2 separate regions of the Mus musculus genome follow, and region 2 is linked to region 1. A link is a loop called in an ENCODE intact Hi-C map of the cell type or tissue named here. Cell type or tissue: gastrocnemius. All regions are shown on one strand. Each heading gives the region's core, and the rest is flanking DNA. Links, peaks and the distances in the headings are about the cores only. Region 1 has its middle 140 kb from the start of Gm32499. Region 2 overlaps Sema5a (sema domain, seven thrombospondin repeats (type 1 and type 1-like), transmembrane domain (TM) and short cytoplasmic domain, (semaphorin) 5A).

Region 1 (9,659 bases), core at 1,077-9,076:
AAATATGATATAAATACATGTATGCATGTATGAAATTCTTGAAGAATAAAGAAAAATATTTTAAAATAATAATTTCCATATAATAGTTTCTCCCAAACTGGCTAGTATTTTTATTTGCTAAATATCACACTTCACTGGGTCTATGTGATTCAAAAATCTTATAAAAGAGTCTTGGGTTTGTCTGGTCAGCAGAATCTTAATGGAAACTAGAGGCAAGTACACACACTGTTTAAATTTTCTGTGGGTGAGCAGCAGTGTTAGTCACACAGAGAGATGCCCACAGCTGAGCATAGCAATGGTACCACACGCTGGGATGAGAATGGGCTTTCTTTTTATTTTGCACATACCTATGTCCTTTCTGTTATTGTTGGGGAAAGTTTGCCTTTTAATGAAAACTTGATTAATAAACATATACATTTTTGTTTGGAGACATGCTTGAGAATTAGACAGTGGTAGTAGCCATGTGTCCCTGCCAGTCAGTAAAGCCAGCCATTGGGCTGTAGTACTTTAGGGTAGAAATTTTATTCTATGTCAATTGTTTTAAAACAAAATCAGAAGACACTGCAGAAGCACCTCAGATTTAGGATTGAGCTTTCTGGAATGGTTCCCTCTGCTCCTTCATCACCACTGTGTCTCATTCTGGCCCAACAGCAGATCATGGTGCCAAATGCAGACAGGAACAATTAGTGGAGGCTATAATGTCCTCAGGGGTTTCTCTCCCACAGCTGAGCTTTTGAAAGTGAAGTAGGAGTGAGCAAACAAATGGACGCATCAGCTCACATTAAGGGAGACTCCTGGGAAAGAAATTTCTTTCCTTAATAGTACAGGAAATGTCCTTGCTTATGGAGGATTGGAAACTCAGTCACACTTGAGGGCATGTGTCCTCACTATGGCCACCCCCAGCTCTTTTTACCAACCCTTAGTTAGCCCCCATTGATGCCTGTACTATCTGCCCTTTGTTGCATAATTAACCATTTGGTAGTGTAAGACATCCAAGGTTTATGTAGTTTATAATTCTGCACTTCTCAGATGAGGCCTTCGTAGCTCACCCTCCAGGTGATCAGGTTAGTCAGCTGGCTGTAAACTGGGCTAACCTGTCTGCTTTCCCCCTCTTTGCCCATCAAGGGATCCTGGACTGTTTGCACAGTAGAACAAGCTTCCAAGAAGACAAGTGATGCTTGTAATGCCAAACCAACAGGGATGGCATGTCATGGTCACCCAAGGTCACAAGCCAATTTGGACCCAGAGAAACATGAACCACACCCTACTGATGGCTGAAATGACATATAGTCACATTATAAGACCTGGGATACAACTTGGGAAAGCTGTAAAAATGTGGGGATTAATGAGTTCTCAGTTTAAAGAGCTAGCCAAACTTCCCAGGGGGACATAAGGAACCTAATTATTTAATAACTTCAAAACTAGAGAGGATTGGAAGCATCCCCACTAGAGAAAGCATCCCCAAAGGAGCTGAAGTGTGTCTGTCCATCCCCACTGTGTCCTGTTGTCTTCCCTGTAGAGCTGAATGTGAAGAGCTAGCTAGATGAGCTGACTCGGGGATGCTGGGAGCGGCCAAAGGACAAGGCAAGGAGACTCAGCTCCCAATGACTCCAAGCCCAGGGACAGAGCGATGCTATGCTTGCTAAAGTAACAGACTACTTATGTGCCTCAGTTTCCCAGTACTCAAAGGCATAATAAGCTGGTCACAACATATGTTTCTTTATATCTATTTCATACGGGCTCAATTCCACAGGGTGTGTTCAAAAAGTTACTGGACAACAAAGCAATTATCTGAAAACTCAGCAGAATTGGGGCATAAGTCCCAAGCACGTCCTCACTTCAGGAACATTTAATAAACTGACTATAAGTACTCCTTAGTCGGCATCCCCAGGCACTGTGAGTCAGTAGGTCTGGGTTGTGCAGAAGCCTGTCATTTTAGCCAGCCTCTCTATTTGTCTGGAGAGTTTGGTTTCATTACCTGGGGCATGAGGTCACTGTATCTACCCTGTCTGGCTTCAGTGTGTGATCTAATAGACAGTGAAGAACGTTGAAGCAGATCCTATAATCTCAGCTAATCATAGAGGGAGAAGCTCTGAGGGAGCTAATTTTGTTAGGGTATGTCTACTTTGTTCGCTGGGATCTCAGTTCCAGTCTCTAGGCATTATTCCTGATCACCCTTGAACTCTAGGATTCTCTCATTATACTCCTGCAAGGTTGCATGAAGGTGAAAATTACAAAGACCCCACAGAAAGATTGTTAACAGGATAGAAGTTAATTTGCACCTTCCAAAGCAGCCTGGTGCTGGTATAATGAGTCAGTTCCTTACAAGCACACAGGAGCTCAGCTGTTCCCTTGTCCAGCTCCTGTCATATCTGTCTCACAGTATACGGTGAGAGCACACTCAAGCTCTCAAACTCACATCCTCAACACAACATTGGAAGGAGAGAAAAAGATTGCACAATAATCTCCCATTAAAGAAGTTTATGGCTACTACAGTTTACTTGTACCACTTCTGCCCACGTGACATTAGTCATAACTGGTCACACAGAAAGGCAGCCATTAGAGAGGAGCCAGGGATAAGTCACTCTCTATTGTAGAAGAATGGCATAGGGTCTGAGTCTCCACAAAAGGAAGAGAACTGGGAAGTGTAAGAGAAGTAACCCCTCCCGTGACTAAGCTATGTCAAAACGTGTGACTGTATATGTCACTTGTGAATAGTCTCACTTACATGCATTTCTTGTAGCGTTCTTCATTAGAGCAGTGAAAACATAAAATATTAAGTGTCCAATAAGAAAGACATCATTAAGTCAGTCATGAGGCATCAACTTAATAATCTAAAATCTCCAGAAAGACTGGTCGCCAAGATTGTATAATCATTTATAGCTAGAAATGGAGAACCCTAGGATCTTCTATCTTCTCTCTTAAATGCCTAAGAAATATCAATTCAGACCTGAGAGCTTGGCCTTAAAGGGAAACCAATTCCTCAGATGAGACAACCCAGGGAACACAGTGTTTAGGATGAATCCGCTCAGGCTTCATTCATTGTGAATTTAAATTCTATGAAACAATTTCCTCTGGGAAATAATGACAGAAGAGTAAAATCAGGAAAGCATTTTCTGTCCCTTAGACATCTGCTGCCAAGCTGCATCAGCCCACAATCCCAGCACTCTCTAGCACTGGGCTGTAAGTGACTCTTCTGTCCACATTTCTGGGCACTCCAGTGTCTAATCTACATAGAAACACAAAAACACAAGTGTCAGGAGAACATGACAAGATGTTGCTAAAAGAATTGCTTCCTGGATGATGCCCACTGAGGTGCAAAGATTCACAGGAGGAAGGTGACAATATGGATCCTGCTGATGATATAGGTAAAGAACTGTAGCTTAGAGCACACGTCTTGGTTCTAAGCACAGAAAGCAGCAAGTAGACAGGATGGACATTGCTTAAGCAGGAATTTCACAGCTGCTCTGCACTTAGAACTTATCCCCTTCTAGATGTCAATTCCAGATGAGATTTAGTCAACCCACCAGAGGGCAGGGAGATGCCACGGGATCACTACTCTGTGTTCCCTTTGCAGCAAGGCATGGTTGGAAGAGTCTCCGAGTTTAATGATGACTATTAATGACAACTCATCTACAAATATGGAAGGAGAGTGAAGGAATGGATTCTGTTGAGTCTTCTGCTTTGGAGAGATGGCCATCCTATGATCACCCGCTTCTTCATAGCATGAACATGTGTCTGGAGATGTTGAGACAGATGCAACAAGTCCCTAAGGCAAAAGCAAACACTCAGGAAACAAGAAAGGGTTTTTAGATGGAAGATGACTGAGTAGGACTATGAAGGGATATAAGACGCCATGGTCTGGGAAGATGGTTCGTTCAGTCAGTAAAGTGCTTTCTATGAAAGCATGACTTCGGGCTGGTGAGATGGCTCAGAGGGTGAGAGTACCCGACTGCTCTTCCAAAGGTCCAGTGTTCAAGTCCCAGCAACCACATGGTGGCTCACAACCATCCGTAACAAGATCTGACGCTCTCTTCTGGTGTGTCTGAAGACAGCTACAGTGTACTTACATATAATAAATAAATAAATCTTTTTTAAAAAAAAGAAAAGAAAAGAAAAGAAAGCATGACTTCAATGCCCAGTGCCCACAAAAAAAAAAAAAATCTAGGCATAGAACTTCATCCTTGCAATCTCAGTACCAAAGAGGTAGAGACAGGTGAATCCCTGGGGACTCTGGCCAACCCTATTAGCCTAGATGCATGCCCCAAGTCTCAGTGAGAGAGATTGTCTCTTAAAATAACGCATATAGCACCTGACCTCTGTCCTAAACACACACACACACACACACACACAATGTGCACTGGTATCTGAGCACAGGTTTTTATCTCCTTCTCTCTCTCTCTCTCTCTCTCTCTCTCTCATGCTATGGCAACTGGAATATCTCTGGAATGGCTTAGAAGAAATTGGTAACAGATGTTGCCTTTAGGGTAGAAAAGAGGGGAATCAGTCACTTTGAGTATTGTTTGAGAACATACTTTGTACTTAATTACATCATATGTGCTTATTTTAAAACTTGTATTAAAAAAAGAGACACAAGATGAAACATTTTTATTCTATTTACCAACCATAAATTCCCAGCCTATGACATAAAGAAAGACCTTGAAGTTTCTTCCTGTGTCAGGTTTTCATACACGAGGCTCGAGCCACCAACTGTCCTGAGAAAGAACTGAAAGTCCAGAGATCACACAGTACTTTCAAATGTTATCTCGGGTGTGACCTGAAGTTGGCCATCAAGAGGGCAAAGCACATTCCAGTCAACTGAGAAAGTACCACACACCTGTTCCTATCATTTGCTCCTAAAACTATGCTTTTCCTTCAAGTGTGTGCCAGCCACTTTCCCTCCTCGGGATCTTTGCACAGACCCACTCCACCTTACTGTGTCCTCCACTTACTTTATACCGAGTTATCCCTAACTCCACTTTCTGATGCAGAATCTGACCCTCTCATATAAGAATGGAAATCCCTTAGCCACTTATACTAGAACCCCTATTTCTATGTTCCTGGAGTGGGGAGCCTCATCTAGGTATTTCTTATCTGTATATTGCAATGTTCATTTCTAGAATATACATGCAGTGCCTATCATTTAGCTTACCTATTGGCACAAAAATCCATTTGGCTGTTTGTATCAATATAATGTATTCACAGTTACATAGTATTTCGTTGGAAGTACCCCCCTCCCCGTGAAATTAGGGAAATGTTTCTGTTCTTTTCTGTAAAATGTGTGCAACAGTAAATATGTAAACATATTATAGCTCAATAAAAATAAAACAAAATAGTCATAATCTTTTAAAAGACACCATAACAGATTTAGAGCTATATGAAGGAAATAATATTGTTGCATGGTGCTATAGAAAATGCCACAGCTGACTCCTCTCACAGAATAAAAGCCCCTACCACCCAAAACACAGGGCTTTAAAAATATAACAAGAGCTATATAGGAGTCATGTAAAAAGAAAAACCTTCAAAATTTCATCAACAAAAGGAAACATACTTGAATAAAGGCAGAGATTCCCCGCCCCATACACATATACACACACCCCTTTTAGAATTGAGCAGAAAAGTCACACAGCTCCCCCTGTTGGTTGGAGTAGAAAGTGTCACAAAATGTCTGGTGAGGAGGTAGTTGATTTCTAGTTTTTCCTTCCCACCGTTGGCATGTTAAAAGCCTTCCAAAATATTGTAGACATTTTCTCCTAATCTTTACCCACTATGAAATTTGAATCATGCCTTGAATTTGGACAGACTTTGGGCTAATGATTATCTGTTGAAATGCAGTGTGTATAGCTCTGCTCTAGGCAAAGAATCAGCACAATTTTCTTTACCCACCCCCACAAAGAACAAACAAATAAAACATTTACTCTTCTTTGGGTGGACCTTTGTCCTAACTGTGAAGTGCACGCTCCACTAGAAATTCAAATGGAAGATGTGCCCATCTCAGTCCAACAGGAAGGCAAGTCACACCAGATGGCTTGATGTGCCATCTCTGGAGTATGTACATGATCAAGAGGACAGAGAAGAATATTTAAATGCTCAGAGACTCATTTTGTGGGACTTTGTTACTACTGAGTATACCTTGAGTGGGAAGAGGAGGGGAAACTATCTGGAGCCTCAAGAGATGGAGGGGCCATGTGCCTAGAAGATTTTCAGTTGTCCAGACATGGCCACTTCCCAGAACAGAGAGCACACCTATAAAACTCACAATCACCCTCAAAGTAATATAATACTCAGTGAAAAGTAATGTTTCCAATAGTGTCCATGACCCTACACACACACACACACACACACACACACACACACACACACACACACATACACACACACACACACGGAAACAGACAGAGACAGAGAGGCAGAGACAGAGAGTGTAAGAAAGTGAGAACGAGAGAGAGAGAGAGAGAGAGAGAGAGAATATTAAGGATTGTGCATGTTCATGCCAGGCTCAGCCATTCAGGCTCTTAGCTTTCCTCCAGTCCAGAACATAATCCTCTCCAAAGCCCTGACTTAAAAGAAGAGCCACACTAGGAGCATATGAAACATCTTGCTTTCTGGACATACCCAAACACTTTCCCATGGCGCTATTTAGCTTGTGGTTCTTTCCTTTGCATTTCCAGTAACCTGGAGACTAGACCCAAAGTGCCATGTGAAGCCATGCAAAGAGGATTCCATGACAGGAGTGGGTGACACCCAGCCCTGTGTCCTGCATCACTAAAACCAAGAGCCCTATCCGCATCAGTGAAAGTACTGGCCATTTCCAGATGCATCCGTGCTCAAAAACAGCCTTGAGCTCAACAGGCGGTTTGGTTGGACAGTGCTGATTATCCCTGCGTCAGCCTGCCTACCTCACATCTAATGATTTTTAACGAATCTGAGACTTCCCAAATCAGTTCTGTCCTACCGTGAGGTGATGAACCAAGTTATGAGCAGCCAGCATGCTTTCCCTCCGAAATGAGATCATTTGGATTGTCATAATTACAATTCCTTCCTGGGAGACAAGGTTAGGCTCCATTTCCCTTTTTCCTAACTTCAGATAAGAACACTGAATTGCTGCTTCAGGAGGCATCAGTTCTGATTTTTTTTTTTCCTTTGTAACAGCATGACTGTTACAAACTTGGGGACTTTCCAGATGGTCAACTTGTAGAAACCAATTAAGACCGTTTTCCTGGATAACTTGTGATTTTGGACAAGAAGAACAACTACGAATGCAGCCCGATCCTATGCCGTTGTGTTGTTTCCTCTGTGATTCATCCTTGCTTTCTAGCACAAGCTCTGTCAGATTCATCTCAGCCTCTCCTTGCCTGAAAGACATCAGCAATCATCCCAATGGGTACTAATGGTACACACACACACACACACACACACACACACACACACACACACACACATACACACACACATACACAGGGCTAAAAGTATATGTGTTGTGTGTGTATATATTTACACACACATACACATTCCTTTAAAGGAGAAACATTAAAGACACTTTTAGACCTGACTGTGATTGCCTTCTAGGCAACATTTGGTACTTGTTAATATGTTTCCTTTCATGATACTCTTTATCTGGTGGCACCACACCATCTTTGCTTTCCTGCCTTGTAGTTCTTAGGTTCCCCTGGCACCTGCTTTTTTCTTGCTAGTCTCCTACCTACAGAAGTTCCAGTGCTCTGACTCTTCCCATCATCGCTGGATTCATTTCCACCCAAATATGAAACCCTACTCTATAACCGGCCTAACTTCTGAACACTGTCATGTCTGTGATGGTGACTTGCTTCCCTGTAGTCAGGCTCCCCCACTGGCCGCCCTCTTACACTGCATAAGGAAGTTGACTTGGAGCCCATTGTCTCACTCTGCACCCCATTTCAGGAGTTAGATATAATATCTCCTGGGCCTCCCCACAACATCTTTGCCTTTCCTCCATCATCTGGTCAAGGAACAATGGATGCAATACACTTGGATCCACCTTCTCCACACCATTTCAGCCCAGTTCCAGGGTAGGGCAAGCCTGTCTTGATTGGTCTATTCCAAAACCTCCTCTTTCATCCTCTCTCAGTCTCTGAGCTGTGGCCAGAATAGCCATTTAAACATAGAAAATAAACCTCAGCAGTCCTCTGATTAAAATTCAGCAACATCTTATCATTCTCACAGTCAAGTCCAGATTTGACCCACTGACCTTCAAGACAAATAACCTTTCATAAGCTCCCTCAGTCAAATTCAGTTTGAATAAAATTGTCTTTTTCTTTTCTTTCTTTCTTTTTTCTAGAGTTCTGAACAAACCCCAAGGCTTTTTCTTATGCAAAGCTGTTTTCTTTATCAGATGTCATGTTTGCCCTTTACCCCTAGTGCTTAGTTCATATGCATTCCTATGTCTTAATTACCACAACTGGGGTGTCTGGGAATTACTGCAGAGTCAGAAAAACCCTACACAACAAGAGTAGGGACTGATATGAGGCAGACTGCCAGTAAATGTCCAGTATCAATAGCTTATGAGTAACAAGATAGTCTGCAAACTGGGTTCATCCTTGAGATGAAGCACTCTATACTTGATAGAATCACATCTCGATTCTTCTGTGAGTAGAGCTTCTAGCATATAGCTTGTTTCCTTCCTTCCTTCCTTCCTTCCTTCCTTCCTTCCTTCCTTCCTTCCTTCCTTCCTTCCTCCTTGTACTTGACATTGAATCTGGGGCCTAACACAAGATAGGCTGGCACTCTATCCCACAAATGATATCTCTAGCCCAACACATGGTTTGTAGATGATAGAGTTATGTATAGATAAGTGACATGTAGTTCACTCTGAATGATGTAGTTGAACTCTAAGTCATTGCAAGCAGCTGCCTATTTTAATTAAGTGCTATAAATTATGCTTTTATCATATAGTCATACTAGTAACCTATTTAAAATATAGAGATGGTGTATCAATTTTGAATTGGTAAGCATTTAATTGTGACAAACTCCAAAATAAAGTGTAGGGTTTGTGTGTGTGTTTCAGTGTTGTTTCATTTTTTATTATTTCCTTTTATTTTTTTGATATTTTATTTCACATAAGATTGGCAGAGAATTGTTTTATTCTATCTGCTTGGTGAACAGGTACAGGAACTCTCCCTGGGATGCTGAGATTGCAGCCCACACAGTGGCATAGACAATGTGTTTCTGTACAGTGTGCATGATGGTCAGCAACTGACAGAAACCTCAGATGTGTCGACAATCTGAAACAAATGGATTTATGTTGGAAAGGAAGCCAGTGGATACTAGGGCACATACTGCTAAGTAGGAAAACTACCACAGTGTAATAATTGTTTAGCCAGAGGCCGAAATTGCTGCAAAAACTCTGGAGATAAAATGTTTGAATAATCAAAGGCATTAAAATTTTAACTCACTAGCTCTTGTTTTATTCATCCACAGATCTAATGATTCCTATAAAAACAAAAACCACCAGGCTTTTGCCATTTGGTGCCAAGTGGGTGACATAAAACAGAGATGAAAATCAGAGTAGGAAGATTTCCAGAGTCGATATCAAGCCATTTCTCTTAGAACATCTTAGTATCATGACACTTTGTACTGTCTGTAGTACTGTAGACAAGGACATCTCATGCCTAAATCATTTT
Region 2 (9,659 bases), core at 1,073-9,072, 560 kb before region 1:
TCCTTCCTTCTCCCTCTCCCCTCCCCCTGTGCATATTTTGTCACTAATGGACTTTCAATCAATCCTTCAGTGGATGATTCTGTGCAGTCCATTTTTCTGTAGCCTGGTGAGCTCAGGGTCTCTCTGTTAAAGACTCTGAGCCAGGTCCGTTTTCTAAAACTTTTTAATAAATATTTTATTCTAAGATAAAAATACACAGCTGGAAAAAGAGGATTATCATGCTAGCAAACTTAGCACAAGTCGCTATTCAAACAGCTAGAAGCATTTAAACCTGTGGGAAGAGGGTACACTGTGTGTGTGTGTGGGGGGGGGGGGAGTGAGACTCCTTTTTGGCCCATTTATATCCTGCTCTGATTTTCTAAGGGAATTTTGCAAGTTCATAATAAAAAAAAAACTACAACATTGAAAATGTTTATGTGTTTTCTTCATTTGTTTAAAATCATGGGCCTTTTATATAAATGTTTGTGAATAATCCATTATTAGCGTATTATTTGCATGACAGAAAATTGACTTTGATTTTCACAATATTCTGAGTTGTACAATAATTACTACAATCTACATTTAACCCATGTTGAAGTGATATATAATTTAAACCCAGTATAATTTTGAATAGATCAGAATTGTGGCCAGAAAAACTAAAACTGTAATAACCAATCCTGGAAGGAAAGGAAAACTGTGAGACGGGGCCCATGAGAAGAAATGTGGAATGGAACACCAGATGCCGAAGGCAAAGCCCAGAGTCTGGTCCACATGAGACAAAGGACACAAGTGAGGTCCATGAAGTGCTTTTACATAGCCAGGACGGGGCTGCCAGAACATCTGGCGTGCTGTAGGCAAGGAAGCAGGGGAATCCCAGACTACAATGCTCAACTGGACTTGGGTGTAGTCTCTGTGACAAACTGGGAAGCAGATGCATTTAAGATTCAATCACTTTGAGAGTTCCTGTCCTAATTGTTCTGTCATTGGGAATGTACAGAGGCTCCAACTCAGATAACCTTCAAAGAAGTGACTGGCAAATTGTTGGCAGGGTCAGGCCTAGGTAACAGGCTTCCCTTTGCTGAGATTCAGAAGGGAGAGATGGATACATAAGAAACAGACCTTGAAGGATCTTGGGAAGGAGGTGGGCGGCAGGGAAATGACATTGAAATTAACTGGGCACACAATATTGCCACTAGGAGGAAACTCTGGATATCTGTGGGTAGTGCAATAGGGGCAAAATAAACCAGTTTCTCGGATGGCCACTGACAGCAGGTGGTCTATTTGCATTTATTTGAGCTGAGAGAATATACACTTTCACCAAAGGAGAAATCTGAAAGCTAATCAGAGTCTGTTTTCAAGCTCATCACCTCTACTCCTGTGAGTGGTACAGCCATGCTCTATCCCTTGAGAATTTATAGTCAAGTGGTAGCAAGGGAAACTGCACACTGACGATTCGGGCTCTACTGTCCAAGGAAATGAGTGTCCTTGTCTTTACACAAGGATAAGATACAGAGAAGACACCAGATAAGCAACAGCCTCGAGAATCAGGAAAGTCAAAACTGCTGCTTTTTACAGGTCAGGGTATCAAGAGCCAGCCAATATATGTGCAGTAAAAAGGAACTTGTAGCTTGTTTTTCAAAATACTGCTTCTCATAACACATTTATATATTTTATTACCTTAGAAATAAGATAGATACTGCACTTGGTTACTAAAAATAATATGTATAAAATTAAATTTTACTGAAAGTTAAAATTTTAAAACAAGGAAATTTCCTTGAAAATACACACGCATGCTGTAAGAGTAACTAGCCTGCTTAGAAGTTAATGGAACATGTGGGTAATTTATAGAAGGTCCAAAGCTAAACTTGTTAAATGAGTCTAACAGCCCTCTAGCTTTCAGGAGAATGTTCCGTGTTCCAACCTGAGTTATGCATAAGGTTTAAAGCAGGACACCATCTCTCCAGGCTGCATTCTTAGTAGCAAAACTCATTTTTAGGAAAACAAGCAATGGAAACTTACTAAGGACAGTTACACACACACACACACACACACACACACACACACACACACACACACACACATACATCACATACAACCTTCGTCTACAAAAAGAACTTGTCATTATAACTAGTACTACTTAGGTGCATTCAAAGATTCAGGATTTAAAAAGGCAATAGACTAAAGCAAAAGGTAAACATGAAACCAGTAGAACCAAAGAGGGCATTGCCTTGTGACTCAGTCGGTACAAAAGGGTGAGGACAGAGTCAGTAAGCCTGGGCTCCTTTGTAGCTCCCAAATCTAAGCGAACACTAACCCACAAAACCCAGAGATACTAATGGTTTGGGACCAGACATTACAATAAGGTAATACCACAATACAGCAAGTTATAGACTCAGGGTTTCCCAATGACTGTCAAAGTTATACTATAGTCTGCACTATACTATACTGCCACAGCAGTTGTCCTAAAAATGCACAAGTTTGATTAAAGTGCTTTATCCAATACTTTTAATCATATGAACTGCGAGAACAAAGTCACAGGTAGACTTGCTCAAGGCAGGACTGTCTGCTGTGGATCATCTATCTGTGGATTTAAGGTTAAAATGCAATTAAGTAAGGTACATTTATGATATGGGGGATGGGGGAGTAGTCAGTCCACAAGATCATTTAAATCAGACTCCCATATGAAACTTTCTAGATGTACCATTTAAAAGCTAATTGATGCTAGCTGTGGTTTTTGTCTCAGCCCTGTAATTTCACTGTGTTGGACTATTTTTACACATGTTATTTTTAATAAAGACCCTCAAATATTATACTCCTATGGGTATGAATTTCTTTGTATCATGCAAGGTCGTATGTTGATGGCCTCAACATTAATGTAAATGTATTAGGAAACAGTGCCTCCTAAAGCTGAGGCAGTAGGGTCAGGAGTTTGAGATCAGTTTAGGCTATGCAGTGGGTTTCAGACTAGCCTGGCTATTCAAGTTTATTTTCAAAAACCTAAACAAAGAGACATATCACAGAAATTCCTCTCTACTTATATGGATGGTGTGAATAGGTGGCCATCTCCAAGCCAGGAAGACAGCTTTCCTCAGACACCATTCAGCTCACACTTTACTGTTGAACCTAGCCCCCAGAACTAGGAGATAAATGATCCTGAGACCCTGAGCTCAGGCACAGTCTGGCTCAGCTCTGCCTCTCAGCATCTCTTACCACAGAGCCAGGTGAGACCTCAGTTGTCTCTAGAAATCCAAAGAGAAATTATGTCTATCTTGTACTAACATGAACATTTATGATGTAAAGGCCAAGAATACCTTTGGGAAGATCCAATCTACTTACTTTTAAAATCTGCCATGTGTCAGGAAGCCTTCTGGTTTTAAAGCACAAACAAAGCCAGAAAGAAACACAATCCCTCACTGACAAGCAATTTTTTAGTCTCTCAAAATAAACAAACAGGAAGGAGGAGGAGTAGGAAGGAGGATGAGGAAGAAGAAAAGGAAGAGGAGTAGGAACAAGAATTAAAATGAAGAGGAAGAAGGAGGAGGAGGAGGAGGAGGAGGAGGAGGAGGAGGAGGAGGAGAACTCTCTTCTTGACTTCCTATGACAACTAGATACCTTAGCACTCACTCCTTTTCTGAGTCAGTTCTGCAAACTGTTTTTCTGAGCAGTTGTTTCACATGACTTTGTCAGTATGATCCTTCTGCAACTCTCCAGTCTTCCCACTGACTGTCCTTCACCCATCATGCCCTCATCCAATGGTCTGTCTGTCTCCTTGCATTACTAACCACTCAGTAGCACTGGTCCAAGCTAACCAACCCTACATCTCCCAGTGTTCAGTTTCCCTCTATAGTGTGCAGCATCCAATGCTTCAGGCACTGGAAGATCCTACCCAGCCAAGAAACAGGACCCATCCCCAGGCACATCCATCAACACATTCCTCCTCTGGCTCCCATCTCATTGGTTCTTCATCCTTTGGGTGATGCACTTTACTTATTGGTTGGTTAATTATCTGCCTATCCCTTTAAGAATGTGAGCATAGGAGGGCAGGGCAGGATGGAACCAGCCTGCTCACCACAAATAACCAGTGTGCCCAATAAATTCAAGACAGTGGAAAGCCAGCAAATCATTGCAATCTCATGAGTGATTAAAAAAAAAACAAGTATAAATTGAGAAATTCTATGAAGGAATAATACAGTATTCACAGCCACACAAAAAGGTAGCCATGCATTGTAAGGAAGTGGCAAGTATACACCACACTACTCAAAGGGTGGGAGGAACCCACTGCACAGTGAAATCACTCTGTATGGGGATAGGAAGGCGGAGCTGAGATAGTTCCAGAGGCAGGGATATGCGCCCTACACTGTCAGAGTAGTAAAACACGATAGAGCCTGCTTTCTGCTCCACATTTACTTTGGAATCTAAAGAAGTCTAGTTGTTATCTACAGTTTGGTAAGCACAATAGCCTGTCCTACATATGAAACGCTGTGTGCATCTGCTTCATTCTTCAAATGTTTCCCTGAACCTTTGTCAGGAACAGCTTGAGATGAGCACTGTTGTGCTTCAATCAGAAATCAGCATGAAAATCTCCAGAAAACATTTTTCCCAGCAGTATCTCCTAATAAAACGTTTCATTGTCTTAAACTAGCCAGATGTAAATAGTCTTGCCAAGAACCACTGACAGACAGAAATAGTTAAGAAAGGAGCCATTGTCTCCCTAGTTAAAATTCTAACAGTATAGTAAGAGTGTTTCATGTAGCTTTCACTACCCCACCAGTAGGTTGCATGCTCTCACCTGCACAGGAGTTATCTCAGATCTGTTGTTTGAAGAAACACACACACACACACACACACACACACACACACACACACACACACACACACACCAGTTATTCTCAAAATGCCTTGGCTAGCAATGACTGGGCATACCTAATTCTTCCTGTTACTCCAGGCACAGTCCAAAGGTCACTTACCAGAGTTCTTACATCTCTGGTGGCTCTGTGTCCCTCCAAGGACGGTAATAAAACTCTTTCCTGCCTCTCCTACCTTCAGGAACCTAGAAACCCCGCCTTTTTCACCCAGCCATTGGCCAACATCTTTATTGATGGATCAAGAACCAATTGGGGAACAAGAACTTTAGAGTCAGTACTCCCAGATTACCAATTAAATCAAAGTATTAGAACCACCCCCTACATAAGGGTACAAATATGGTATCCAGGAAGAGTAGACAGGTTGACAAAGATAAGCGTGCATTGTGGGTTCCACTTGTCATGACAATACAGGTCCATGGCTGTGCTTAAAGATGAGTGTTTGGAATTTAAGACATGAATGAGAAGACAAGAAAACCATCTGAAAGAAGCACGAGTTCCTACCTGTGGCCAGATAAATGATGTGGACCAGAGTCTCCCTGCCTTGCACAACATCAACAGCTAAGTGGGAGAAGCGGCTGTTGTCCTCCATGAAAGAGGGCACTGTGGTCACTGGCTGCACCACTTCATGCATCAGAATGAACTTCTGAGCATCCTGTAGGTTTCTTTCCGTCAGGTTTACGTACAGGCCCTGGTCCATGGTGCCGCACTGCAAGAGAAGACAGGCCAGGTTGTAAAAGCTGGATGCCCACCGCTCACGTGGCTACCAGATGGAGGCGAAAATGGAACAAACTACAAACTGAATAAGCCATGATGTATTACTGAGTGTGCAACCGAATCAATCCTTCCATCTCCCTCGACTGGCATCCTCCTGTTCTCCCACTGTGGATGGAAAGTCAACATATTTGCGATCTCTCAATGTATGGTAAAGAGAATATGAGACATTTTAAATTGGAGCAGGCACTGTTGTTGACTCTAGTTTGAACAGCAGATGGGAAGAATTGCCTCCTGTTCTGTCGGGTCTCTAGGGAGTAGCTGTCTGTCAGCTTGCAATACGATTGCATCTGACTGATGAAGCTGAGCTGACATTGACCATGAAGCAGTTGGGCTCATACAGATGGATGCATTTCCTGGCTATCACAGCGGGTTGGTTCATAAGCAACCCTGAACTCCATGGTGACACCTTGGTGCTTAACTAAATCTGTAAACATTATCTCTCACGTGGGCTACACAAATAACTGTGAATAACTGTGGCTGGTCTAAATTTATTTGTATTTCTGATTTCAGGAGAATTTAAAGTAATAGGTGAGAACCTGGGAATTTGCAAAGTAAGATAGCAAGTTGGTAATGAGAGAAGAAAAAAGCAGTGAGGAAAAGAGGGCTGAGAAAGGTGGGGAGGAGGAGATGGAGAGAGGAAGGAAGGAGCAATTTGCAGGGAGTGTCAATTTCATGAGACTGATCTGGGATACACAGCAAACACAGAAATTGTTGTGGATTAATCTCAGAGTCGTGTGGAAGGCTGCTGGCAGGTGTTATAAACAACAGGAGGTGGCAAGGACAAGGTAAGAGGGCAGGTGAGAAAGAGAGAACCGATTTCTCAGAGCCCAGCTCAGGACCAGAAAATCTATCACCAACCTCTCTCATTTCCTTTATAAACTTTAAAGGCTGGTATAGGAAATGAGGTTCCTCTGCTCACTTCCTAAAGCAGGGGTGACGGGGTCCACACTGCCTGAAACTACTATTTATAACATGTCATTTCCAATACATGTTTTTTATAACAGGTTAGAGTTTCAGGAGTAGAAGATGGAAATTACTTTTTGAAAGTCAATTATGTTTTTGTAGCATTTGATAAAATATCCTATATTCCATAAAATGATAGGCCGATTGTGGAATTAGAGAAACCTGGAGTTAAGTGCACTGAGCATAACTAGTGAGCAATGAATTTAATTTCACATCCTAGTTTTGAGCACCTTTTACTTTGACATCATGTAAAGGATGTGTTCAGGGTAAAGCTGAGGCCTGCAGAAGATGGCCTGTGGCCTCCAGGGAGTTCCAGCCTCTCGGTTTGTCTCCTCAAATGTTAAATTGTTGGAACACACCGGCTGTGCTCCAGGCTCATCTCTCATGGCTGATGTAAAGTAATGAGAGGAAAGCATTTGTAAATTAAAGTCCTTGTAAATGCCGGGAATCAGACAACATTCCTGATAGCTCAGAAGCTAGGCAACCAATTGTAAATGCATCTGTCTTAAAGCAGGAAGGACATCCATGGTCCATGGAGCTGTGGTATCCAGAGAGAAGTAAGTGAATGAATAATGGGACAGAGAAATGGACAGATATTGCCACATGCAGTTGTTTTGGGGTCTGAAAAGACTGTACCGATAGATTTTATATGAATAGCACTTTAACATAATAACACTCTAAGCATGGGCACACTGACTATCAGGAATGTATATGTGTGTTTTAATATTTTAATTATTACCTTTAAGTGTCTATATGTGCATGTGTATGTATGAGTGTATGTGAGAATATGTGTGAGTGTGTGTATATGTGTTTGTTTTTGAGTGTGTGTGTGTGTGTGTGTGTTAAGGTTCTTCATATGGGTTCTGGGAATTGAATTTGGGTTCTCTGGAAAGGCAATGTGTGCTCTTAACAGCTAAGCCATATTTCCAAGCCCCCAGAAAACAGTTTTTTAAAGCAAAAGAAAAGATCACCACTTGGTCTGAAACCTTTCCAGTTGACAGCTAATTCTGAAGGTGATTGTGTGTTGTGATCAACTTGTATTGAAGTCAAAGACAATACTTGAGGTGTGGGTAGCAACAATGGCTTACCTGCTGGCTTCAATCGCATAAAAGTAGTGTTTGTATGTGCATGCTGTTTTAAGACAAATGGCATGCTGAAAACCAGCAGGTATAGTCTAAAAGCAAGGACCTCCACTCCCCTTGAAAACAGATATAGGAGCTTAAGGGGCAGAGTGCTAAAATGGATCATGTCTCCTGTAAGCTGTTTGCCTGTTTTGTCATGAGCTATATTTGAACTGTCTTCTACTGCTTCTTCCTGACACCATCTTATAATAAATATCTCACCCAAGGATTCTCTTTCCCATATTTGGAACCTATTCAACATTACTGCATGTATTTCTTGCTGCATAGCAACTCATCAAGCTCTCTAAGGGCTGCGAGTTTTAGAGTTGAACCTTACTCACTGGTCTGCCCTAGTTACTGTCAGGTACTCACTACCCTCGGGACCCCATACAAGAAGAAACTGCAAAAACTGGAAAGAAATACATTGCTTGTGTTCTCATGTGGCTTACAGCCCTCAATAACTGTCATGCCAATGCCTGTTCAAACAAGATCGGTAATTCTATAATTGCTAGGAAAATAATAAATGCTCAGATGGTATCTATTTCAAGGGTAGCATGTTAATCCCTATTCTAAATACCCATACTTGAAGATCAAGCTCAAAATAGGCCAACTTCATCCCAGACTACATGTTCCTTGGTGTCTATGCCCACTGGATCCCCTGTCCCTTCCCACTTTGCTGCCAAGACATGAGTGTATTCGTGGATTCTCAGGATGCAGCTGCATCTCAGCCCGAGTCGCAAGCAGTCTTCCCCAACTACTCCTACACGACGATATTTTCCTTTTGGCTGCATCATTTCTCATTGTTGGTGATAAAACCTGTGGAAGGTTTTGGAGCCTGTCACCTAGCTGTTCTCCATCTGAGTCCCACAGTATTTTCAATAGCTGATGATTTCATAGGGTTTAAGATCTACCTCTACTAGGGCAGACAAATGCCACTGGGGGTGGCTTTGAGACTGTGGCTGATCAGGGTGACTAGTAGCCTTTGTTGTGTTCTGAGGTTTACTGAGCTTTTAAAGTATGATGTATTTCTCTTCCTAAATCATTTTCCTGAATCGGCTCCTTCAGTTATTTCATTTTTCCTATTGTAAAAGTGTCACATAAAATTCTAATTGTCAAGGTGAAAACCAAAACAATAACAGTAATAACAACAATAACAAATATAAATATTATGTTTAGTTATTGTCAATGTTGGGACCCTTAGGTCTAAAAGACGGCTCATCGGTTGAAAATGAGTTTCTACTCTCTGCCAGTCTGGGTGAGAGCTCGACCATCAATCAGGAACCTATGACAATGTGGCTATTAGGCAATCTAGAAATGGAAACACCTATGTGTAGTTGGGAACACACATACACACATATCACCACCACCATAATCTGTAACTTTAGTTTCCTGGAAGTGTTAAATGTATGCTCAGAGGATGATGTAAGCTGAGCTAGCTTAGTGCTTGTCATGTGTGCCACTTCTGTGCATGTCTCCTTCATTGTTCAGCATGGACCTAATTCCACTAGTAAACAAAAGCAAGTCTTTCAATGTTATTCTGATATAATAACACACGAGGGTACTTAGATGTGCTATGGATATATACAGATGCATGACCTAAAAGATACACATTGTTTGGAATCCGTAAAGGATTATAAGTTTGCCTAATCACCCAGTTCATTGTGGAAAGCTGCAATCCAACAGACAATGCAAAGGAGGATGCTCTGAATCTAAATGTCTTTGTTCATTTTCTTAAGCTTCAGGTCTTAATAAAACAGATTTTTAAAGGTGGTAATATATTTTCTTCTTTATATTGAATAGAAAATCCAGTCGAAATATGTAATTACTCAACATGAAAGACACAGAAGACTTCAGACAGGTTGTTCTCATGAGTCTTTTCAATCAAATGTACTGTTTAGTAACCATGCACACTGGCTGACATTTGCAAAGTTTACTTGTATCCCTCCCTCTCCTGTGT

What was found. Hi-C counts contacts between places; a loop is a spot of excess contacts. Peaks named below come from ENCODE experiments on the same cell type or tissue, not always from the same donor. Only the 100,000 strongest peaks of a DNase experiment are listed, where the experiment ranks them.
Region 2: a loop joins it to region 1, with 6 times the contacts of the local background. A loop is called at or near these places in 11 of 42 quality-filtered maps.

Annotation. Positions count from the first base shown.
Region 1 is chr15:32,008,206-32,017,864 of GRCm38, reverse strand. No RefSeq gene overlaps it. Among named protein-coding and RNA genes, the nearest start is that of Gm32499, 140 kb to the left of the region's middle. In gastrocnemius, for the core only: a CTCF peak has its summit at 5,640 (motif pointing left); DNase peaks (open chromatin) are centred at 5,633 and 7,870.
Region 2 is chr15:32,570,707-32,580,365 of GRCm38, reverse strand. Sema5a (sema domain, seven thrombospondin repeats (type 1 and type 1-like), transmembrane domain (TM) and short cytoplasmic domain, (semaphorin) 5A) reads right to left here. Exons shown (of 23, transcript NM_009154.2): 11 at 5,346-5,550. Among named protein-coding and RNA genes, the nearest start is that of Gm41289, 200 kb to the left of the region's middle. In gastrocnemius, for the core only: no CTCF peak of the experiment used is centred there; DNase peaks (open chromatin) are centred at 5,612 and 5,863.